Regions from separate parts of the Mus musculus genome. Here region 2 is linked to region 1. A link is a contact called in ENCODE Hi-C or POLR2A ChIA-PET data. All regions are on one chromosome and are shown on one strand. Each heading gives the region's core, a stretch centred on a gene start or an enhancer-like site at or near the end of the contact. The rest is flanking DNA. Distances are from core to core; before and after follow the strand shown.

What was found. A loop is a pair of places that touch in the nucleus more often than their neighbours do. ChIA-PET counts read pairs that join two places held with the same protein, here RNA polymerase II (POLR2A).
Region 2: a loop to region 1 is called in a map of left cerebral cortex, with 9 times the contacts of the local background. The contact joins the promoter of Crlf2 here to the promoter of Dr1 in region 1. A Hi-C loop is called at or near these places in 1 of 37 maps with a recorded cell type or tissue (left cerebral cortex). POLR2A ChIA-PET finds 5 or more read pairs at or near these places in 1 of 5 experiments (embryonic stem cell).

The regions. Positions count from the first base shown.
Region 1 is chr5:108,266,221-108,270,618 of GRCm38, reverse strand. Dr1 (down-regulator of transcription 1) reads right to left here and starts at 1,722. Exons shown (of 3, transcript NM_026106.4): 1 at 810-1,722. The coding sequence starts at 1,029.
Region 2 is chr5:109,557,654-109,562,023 of GRCm38, reverse strand. It overlaps Crlf2 (cytokine receptor-like factor 2), which reads left to right and starts at 3,031. Exons shown (of 8, transcript NM_016715.4): 1 at 3,031-3,219. The coding sequence starts at 3,141.

The sequences.
Region 1 (4,398 bases), core at 473-2,972:
GAAGGACCGGCAACAGAATGCTGACTAGCGTGTGTCAGGCCCTACGTTCAAGCCCCAGGACTGTCGTTCCCGCCCTGCCCCAGTCATCTTTTACAAATAATCTTCAAAGAACAATCAATAGTTGGAGGGAGTCAAAAAGAAAAAAATGTGGTGCTCGCTTTGGTTACCTGGTGATGACTGTTCCACCTTCTTAGCGATTTTAAAGCAAAAATATACTTCCTTTTTGAAAAGCAATTAACTTTACAACACTTAACACACTCATGTCAATATTTTTTTTTAACTCAATGCTAGGACCCTTGTGCAAGATTGCTAGATGATACACCACTGACCTCCGTCACCAGCCCAAGGGTTTTTCCTACCCCTGTGTTCAAAAATGAATCTTTTCCTCGATACAGGTGAGGGAGAGGTACTCTCTGACTCAACTCATGCTCGAAGTTCTAAAATTTAACTTTCCAAGAGAGAACTTTGAGTTTCCTTTCTCAGTTGTTATTATCCACGTTTAGCTGTGGGCAGTCAATTCTTGTTGTTTTAAGACCTGATTGGAAACTGTACTAGTGAGGGGTTGCGGATGTCTGTTGACCCTAATGTCTGCACTCCTTATTTGCACTAGCCGGATGAAAACAATGTCAGAAGAATGCTACATAGGTGTTTTCTTAAGGTACAAGCTGTCTCTATGCCGTTTTGACTTTTCATTAACTGTGCTTACTAGTGAAGTGGAATGAAGGCTCTGTGACGCCAAGTGGTTACTCTATTAGCTTGACTGTTCCCCTGATCCTTCATCGAAACCAAATCCCACACAAATCGCTTACCTTGTATAACATGCTCTGGTGAAATTGTCTTCTTTTCTGACTTGTTACAAATCTCGTTGGCTTCAGAAGATATAAGGTGAATGAATTCCGTGCAGCAGTTCACTACCAGCTCTCGGGCATCGTTGGCCACCCGGACATTAGGAAGAGTCTCTTTGATCATCTTATTTATAGCAGCTCTGGGGATAGTGAGATCATCGTCGTTGCCAGACGAGGAAGCCATCGTATCTTCCTGTCTTTCAAGCCCCAACTTTTAAACTCCTCGCCTCTGGTCCACCACTCCACGAAGATTTCTCAACAGGCTGTCCCTGGAGAGGGATGTTGGGGTCCGGGAAGCTCAGAGAAGAGAGTGCAGAAACCAGGAAGGAGGGCTGGAGGGCAGGGAACACCCACTGTGTGAGAGATTTTAGTGGGAATATGAAGGAAAGGTCAGGGGGCTGAGGGTTCTAGGGACACCACTCCCAGGGCTGGAGAACCACCCTGCGTGTCGCCTCAAACGGACTGGCGCTGTCGTCTAACCGAACCTAAACGGCACGGGAGCGCACGCAAGACAGAGGAATACCCGCCCGGCCGCGGTCCCGGGCGGACACTGAGCAGGGTCAGCTCTACAGAGCCGGAGCCCCCGAGGACGCCGCCACCAGCAGCGGTTGCAGCCGCCTCGGCCAAACCATCCTTCAGGCACCCGCGCCGCCGCCTCACAACATGTCTGCCGAAGCCGCAGCTGAGCGCACGCCGGCTGCCTGGGAAACCAAGTGGACCGGGCCGAACACTGCGGGAGCCGCAGCGGCCAAGCGTGTGGCCGAGAGCAGGCTGTGCGAGCAGGAGCGGCGCTAACGGTGGTCTCTCTACGGGCCGGGGAAGGAGGTTTGCCGCAAGCTGATCCCGGCACGCTTTGCGCCACCGGAAGTCGAACTCCCCAGGTCCCACCCGCCCTCCTCGATGGATTTCCGTGTGCACGCCCCGCCCCTACCCCCTCCCGGACGGGCGGGAGCCGCGGGGCTTGGCAGCCCGCAGCTTCCGCCTGCCGCTCCCCCACGCACGGCGACCCGGCGTCTCCTCCGTCGGGCCCTGGAGCTCGCTTGCTCTGCGGGCAGAAGGGCCCGCGGAGGGCCACGTGGCAGGGGAGCCCTGGTCCTTACTAAAGAACTTCCTTTTCCTATCTCCTTAGCTGTCGGGATTAGGGCGCGGAGTGAAAAGAGCAGAGTGGGGAGGACAGGCCTTTACAACTACTTCACAGCATTCAGATCAGAGCTCCCTGTTCTCATTTGTGAGAAAGAAATGAAGCCTTCAAAGAAGTGGCTGTCCTCGGTACCACAAGTGGCTAAGTCAGGAAACTGGTAGTCTGATCTAAAGTAATGAAAATGTTTGGCATACCATGAGCTATGGCCCTCTGCATACTTGCTTTTGAAAGGAAGACAAGAAAAAAAAAAGGTTTATCTTATGAGAGTCCGATATCTGCTTCGTTCCAAGTGATTACTAATAACTAGTGCCACGTTCATCACAGAAATCACTTTTTTTTTTTTTTAAGATAAGCTCAGCTGGGCGACAGTGGCTCACGCCTTTAATCCCAGCACTTAGGACACGACACTCAGGCAGGCAAATCAAGTTCCAGGACAGCCAGGGCAATACAGAAAAAACCTGTCTCAACACACGCAAATCCTCACATACTGTCACATTAATTAATAGTGGAAAGTTGTAACTTTTGAAAGGACTAAGCCAGTTAAATCTACGTGCACAGTTTAGTTCATCGTGTTCTTTGTTGATAGACTGGCAGCTGGACTGTGGCAATGCTTTAAGATGTCTGGTTTCCAGGAGACTATCATTGTCAACCATCCCCTCCTACCCACCTTACTAGATGCAGCTTCAGCACTGAGCTAGAACACCAGCCTTGAGTTAATTTTTTCATTCAACATTTTCTCCAAAATGCTTGCTGGGAACTAAATATTCTTCATTATATCAGTGCTAGTAAGTTCAATCTTTGATTATAAAGAACAAGTTTCTTCTTCAAAATAAGTAAATTTTGGTTCAGATGTATAAAGACCTAGATAAAATATTAAAATCTAGATGGAATGTTAAGTCCTAGGTAACTGTTACCTGGTTAGCCTGCCATTTTGTGCTATTACTATATTATAAGCAAACTTTCTCATATGGGAGTCATGTCTACAGAGTGCTTCTGAGTTCTCCCAAGCCACTGTCTAAATTGTTTATACCTGCAACCCCAGCTTTTCTTTATTTTATTTTATTTTATTTTATTTTTGCTTTTTGAGACATGGTTTCTCTGTGTACCCCTGGCTGTCCCGGAACTCTATAAACCAGGCTGGCCTCAAACTCAGAGAGACTTGCCTGCCTCTGCCTCCCAAGTGCTGGGATTAAAGGTCTTGGCCACTGCAAATGAGTTCAACTCCAGGTTTGAAGTACAGTATTTTTAACTTTAAAAGTTCACAAGATTTTAAAGATGAAAAAGAAGTATAAAAACATAAAGGAAAATGTCAGTAAAGACTTTACACATTTAAAGGACTATTGTAAATGAAGTCACATGGGAAAATGGTACAGAGAAATATTTCTGGAAAATCAAACTAGTAGGAGTCAGAAATGGTGGCACCCAGCTGCAATGCCTGCATTGGGGAAGATAAGGAAAGAGGATTGATAACTCAAAGATGGACTCTGGACAGCATAGTACAGCTGCAAACTGTAAGGACATAAATGAAAGAGGTGATATCACTTTGTTAAAAGGTCAAAAAGAAATGATATGTGTCAACAAGAAGCTAATGGGGCAGAATGGGGAAGGAAGGCTTTTCATGTAGTGGTAAAGACTAAAGAAGCAAATGGCAAAACAGCTTGAGAGAGAGGCAAGGGCAGTGAAAAGCTGTAAAAACCTGAAGACACACGTTCAGTGGAAAAGCAACAGCAGAGCAATTGAAAACATATTTTTAAAGGTAAGGCCCAGCATGATGGTACAGGCCTTTAATCCTAGCACTTGGGAGGCAGAGGCAGGTAGATCTCTATGGGTTTAAAAGTTCAAAGCCAGCCTGGTTCAGGGTGATTTCCAGTGTAGACAAGACTACCAGAGAAACCCTGTCTCAAAGAAACAAATATAAAAACAAAGAAATAAAAAATCTGGAAGTTACTGTATGTGTTACTGTATACCTATAATCCCAGCTCTCTGGAGGCTGAAACACACACACAGACACTTCCCCACCCCATCCCCCAATTTAAAGCCACGTTGGGCTACAGTGTGAGTGGAAACCAACCTGGGCCACAGCAAAATCTTGTCTTGAACAATATCAAACAGCAACAACAACAAAAAAGAGGCCTAGAATTTGGAAACTGTTTCTAATCAATTCAGTTGTCACTGTTACACTTCCAAGTGTCAACTTTGTAACTAAGTTTTTTAAAAAAATAACAACTTGAGGTGATAATCCCTTCATAAATGATAAATTTAAAATGTGTTGTTACATGTTTTAAATGATTTGAACCTTGAGTCTAATTCAGTTCTGCTGTTTTGCAGAACCATTTGCAGGGCCAGAAAGCCTGGCACTGTGATCAATCCATAGTGGAAGAAGAGAACTGATTCCCAGAGTTGTCCTCTGAT
Region 2 (4,370 bases), core at 1,782-4,281, 1.3 Mb before region 1:
ATAGACTGAAGCAGAAAAGAAATTCCTCCCAACACATAATAATCAAAACACCAAATGCACAAAACAAAGATAGAATATTAAAAGTAGTACTACTCCCATTTTTAGATCCTGGATGGTTTTGTTCAATTCCATCACCTGCTTGGTAGTGTTTTCCTGTAACTCTTTAAGGGATTTTTGTGTTTCCTGTTTAAGGGCTTCTAGCTGTTTACCTGAGTTTTCCTGTATTTCTTTAAGGGAGTTATTTATTTCCTTCTTAAAGTCCTCCACCATCATCATGGGAAGTGACTTTAGATCCATATCTTGCTTTTCTGGTGTGATGGTGTATCCAGGACTTGCTATGGTGGGAGAGTTTGGTTCTGATGATGCCAAGTAATGTTGGTTTTTGTTCTTCTGTTCTTATGCTTGCCTTCTGCCATCTGATTATCTCAAGTGCTTGCTGCCCTCAGTATATCTGATTGGAGCCTGTCCTTCCTATAATCCCGGTTGATTCAGGACTCCTCAGAGTCCAGCTTTCTCTATGATTTTGGGCTCCTGTAGACCTGAGATTCTGGGTGTGTCAGAGTTCTTGGCAGTCAAGCTTCCTCTGAGAGCCTGAGATCCTGGTGTGACCAAGCTCCTGTTATCCTGGGATCCTGGAATCCTAAGATCCTGGTCGCGTTACAGTGCCTGGAAGTGGTGTCTCCTCTGGGGACCATAGGGCTGTCTGGTGTGTTTGAAACCAAGGTATACCAGCACCTATCAGAAGGAACCCGACCGCTGGTCAGTCAGGGCTCCTGTGTCCTTGCTCCTGCTGTCACAGGCCCATCAAGATTGTTTTGGAACATGCTACATCCACTCCAGTGAAGTCTGCATGACAGGCCTAAAAGCCTGGAAGCAGTCATGAGGCAAAGAGTTTTACGGAAACTTAGCCTCCTGGAACCTTGGCATTCCCATAGCACATACACTCAAAACCTGTCCCCGAGTTAGTCTGGTGTATGGATCCCTGTGCTTTCTTTCTGTATTGTTTTAAGTGCCTTTAAGGATTGATTTTGACATATAGATAAGCCTCTACCAGTGTTCCAATGTCCTAGAAAGTCCTTGAAGCCTACCCTGAGCTTGCAATTCAGTAAGAATGTTTCCTATTCAGTAACATTCAAATTTACCTCTAGTAGAGACAGTGAAAATAATCAGGCATTACTATTTACTAGAACAGAGCTAGAAAAGCTCAAGGCTAGTCTGCATAGTAATTACTTAAAACAATAGCCAAGTCACATCCATAAACAGGAATACACAATGGCCTAGGAAATAGGTGGGTTGCGGTATTATTCATGAAAGGGTTAGTAAAATGGAATTCCCCTGGTGCAAGTTGTTCACTAGGCCCAGAGGAATAGGATAATCAGGTATTTACTAAAGGAGCCCTGGTGGTGGGTTTAACAATAGACTAGCATTGCATCAGAGCATTCACCTGGCTCCTGTGTTTAGCTGATCTTAATTAGGGTTGTTCCTATTCTCAGTTGTAAACACTGCCTGGCTCCCGCCATCTTTTTATGTATGCATTTTCTTTGTTTTGTGTTAAGAAACAGTGTACCTTGATGAATGTATCCATCAGCTTTCTTGTTTTTCTTCTGTATTATAAGACTGGTGCTGAGCGTGGTGGCACACGCCTCTAATCCCAGCACTGGGGAGGCAGAGGCAGGTGGATTTCTGAGTTTGAGGCCAGCTTGGTCTACAAAGTGAGTTCCAGGACAGCCAGGGCTATACAAAGAAACCCTGTCTCGAAAAAAAATCAAAAAACAAAAACCAACCAAACAAAAAGACTGGTGCTTGCTTTGAGAAAATAATCCAGATACACACTCCCTTGTGTCCATATTTATTTGTTATCCATGCCAACTCCTTGCTTGCCTGTAAGTACTGGAACCTCGTTCCCTGCAGATCGATGACCCAATTGAGGTTTGTCTGCAGCAGGAACAGATGTTTTGTTCCACTCACCAGTGATCCTAAGATTGTGTGGAGAGTCCTCTGGGGACCATGGGACCGTCTGCAGAGTTTGTGCACAAGGTGACCCGGAGCTGGTGCCGACTGGAAGGGCTGCAGTGCCCTTTCTTTTTTCTTTCTTTCTTTCTTTTCTTTCTTTTTTTTTTTTTTTTTTTGGTTTTTTGAGACAGGGTTTCTCTGTGTAGCCCTGGCTGTCCTGGAACTCACTTTGTAGACCAGGCTGGCCTCAAAATCACAAGAACAACGCACCTAGAGGTGTCACTGTTCACAGAAAGTAGGGTAACCTTATATTAATCATTAATTAAGTACATGGCTTACTCACAAAACCACAGGTCAATATGATGGTAGCCATTTCTCAATTGAGATCCCCGGTTCTCAACATCTTCAGGTTTGTGTCCTTATGAATGAAACCATTTTCCACCAAACTTTAGTAATTGGTGTAACAATGCACAGTGCTGCCCTGTTTGTAAGTTCAAATTTGTATATTACTTAAAATCTTTGTATGATTAAGTACGACTTTTGTTAAGACAAAGAAAAAGATATGTTCACTATTATCTAATATTTACATACCATTTAAGTTTCAACAAAGCGATTTACTTTTGTGCTGGGCCACCTAGAGACTGGGAAAGGGAGAAGCAGAAGTGACCTGGAACAGAAAGTCACACGATGGCCAGCCACCTCCATCTTGGTGAGGTCAATGTGCAACCAAATGACAGAACAAAGAAGTAGAGAGGAACAGACATATGGGAGCAACACCTCCCTTCTGTTTTTGGATAAAAGACACACAATTTTTATTATTTACAAGTAAGCCTTAAAAAGCACCACAAGAGCCGGGCAGATTAGATGGGCGGGGGCGGGGCCTTGGAGGTTTGGGGGCGGGGACAGGCCGCGAGGGGCGTGGTCGGGGCGCACGCGGAGTCCACCCCCCCCCCCCCGCCCCCCCCCCGCTTCCCCCTATCCGGGTGATTGATGGGAAGAGGAAGCCGGGCCACGCCCATGTCGGTGAGTCGCCGCATCCGTTTATTGCCGTGGCCCCGCCCCGTCGCCCCAACCCCCGCCCCCGGCTTCCCGTTTTCGGCTCTAAGCGGCCTGGGCGCCCTCGACTCGGACCGGCTCGGACCGAACCAGCTGTCAATCACTGCAGCGTCCGCGGCCCCGCCGGCGACATGGCATGGGCACTCGCGGTCATCCTCCTGCCTCGGCTCCTTGCGGCGGCAGCGGCGGCGGCGGCGGTGACGTCACGGGGTGAGGAGTGAGCGGGGGCGGGGCTGCCTGTCAATCGCCGCGGTGGGCGGGGCCCGAGCAAGAGCTACCAAGTTGCTTTTCGTCCCATCATTGCTTTTCGTCCCATCATGAATATGCAAATAAGGCCTCTGGCCCTCCTAAGGGCGATCGGATAGCGCTTCGTTTGCATATTCATTTTGATCTTTGCGTATGCATGAGCCCCGCCCTCCCCCCCTACGCTCGGCGCTTTCTCCTCAGTAATATGCAAATGAGACCTAAACCCCGCCTTGACCTCATTAGCATAGTGCTGCCGCCACAATCTCGCTCCTCCTCCTGAATATGCAAATAAGGCCTCTGGGCCGCTCCTTCTTTGCATATTCATATACAGCTTTCCCGCTTATATGCAAATAACGCTTCGCCCCTACCGAGTTCTCACTCATCGCTTCTCATTTGCATATCCATCGGGAGATACACATATTCATGAGCGATGTATTTCTGTCTTCCATCCCCTCATGAATATAGAATTGATGCCCTGTCCATATGGATCACTATGCATTTGCATATTTTCCCCACGATTTACATATGCACAAGCCTCAACGTCTTGCTCCAACGTCCCTGATCATGAATATGCAGATGAGACCTCAGATCTCCGAAATTGAATCTGCCCGCTCCTCATCATATACTGCTATTCTCATATGCACCAGCCACAAAGTCTTCCATCCTTTTCCCCTCATGAATATGCAAAGAATGCTTCCCCAGTCCATCTCCACTCTGGTTCACTGCCTGCTCATTTGTGTATCCATTGGTCGCTTTGCATAGTGGTGAGCCCCGCTTCCCTACCGCTTTCTTTGCGATCATGTATATTCAAATGAGGCTCCGACTTGCTAGCTGCTCATTTGCATATTCGAGAAGCGCTTTCCATATTCATGAGCCCCCAATCCTTTTCCTTTTCTCTGTTTGTGAATATGCAAATGAGGTGTCGCCCACCGCTACAGTTCTTGGGCCTCTCGTTTACATATTCATTCCCTATATTTGCGTACGAGCCAGAATGTCTTCCTCTGTCTTCCCCTGCCTAGTGCATATGCAAATGAGGCCCGGCCTGCTCCCAGCGCCCTAGCCAAGGGTCTGAGTCAGGGAAATGGCTGCGATGGCTCTTCTGGAACGCGCTGACG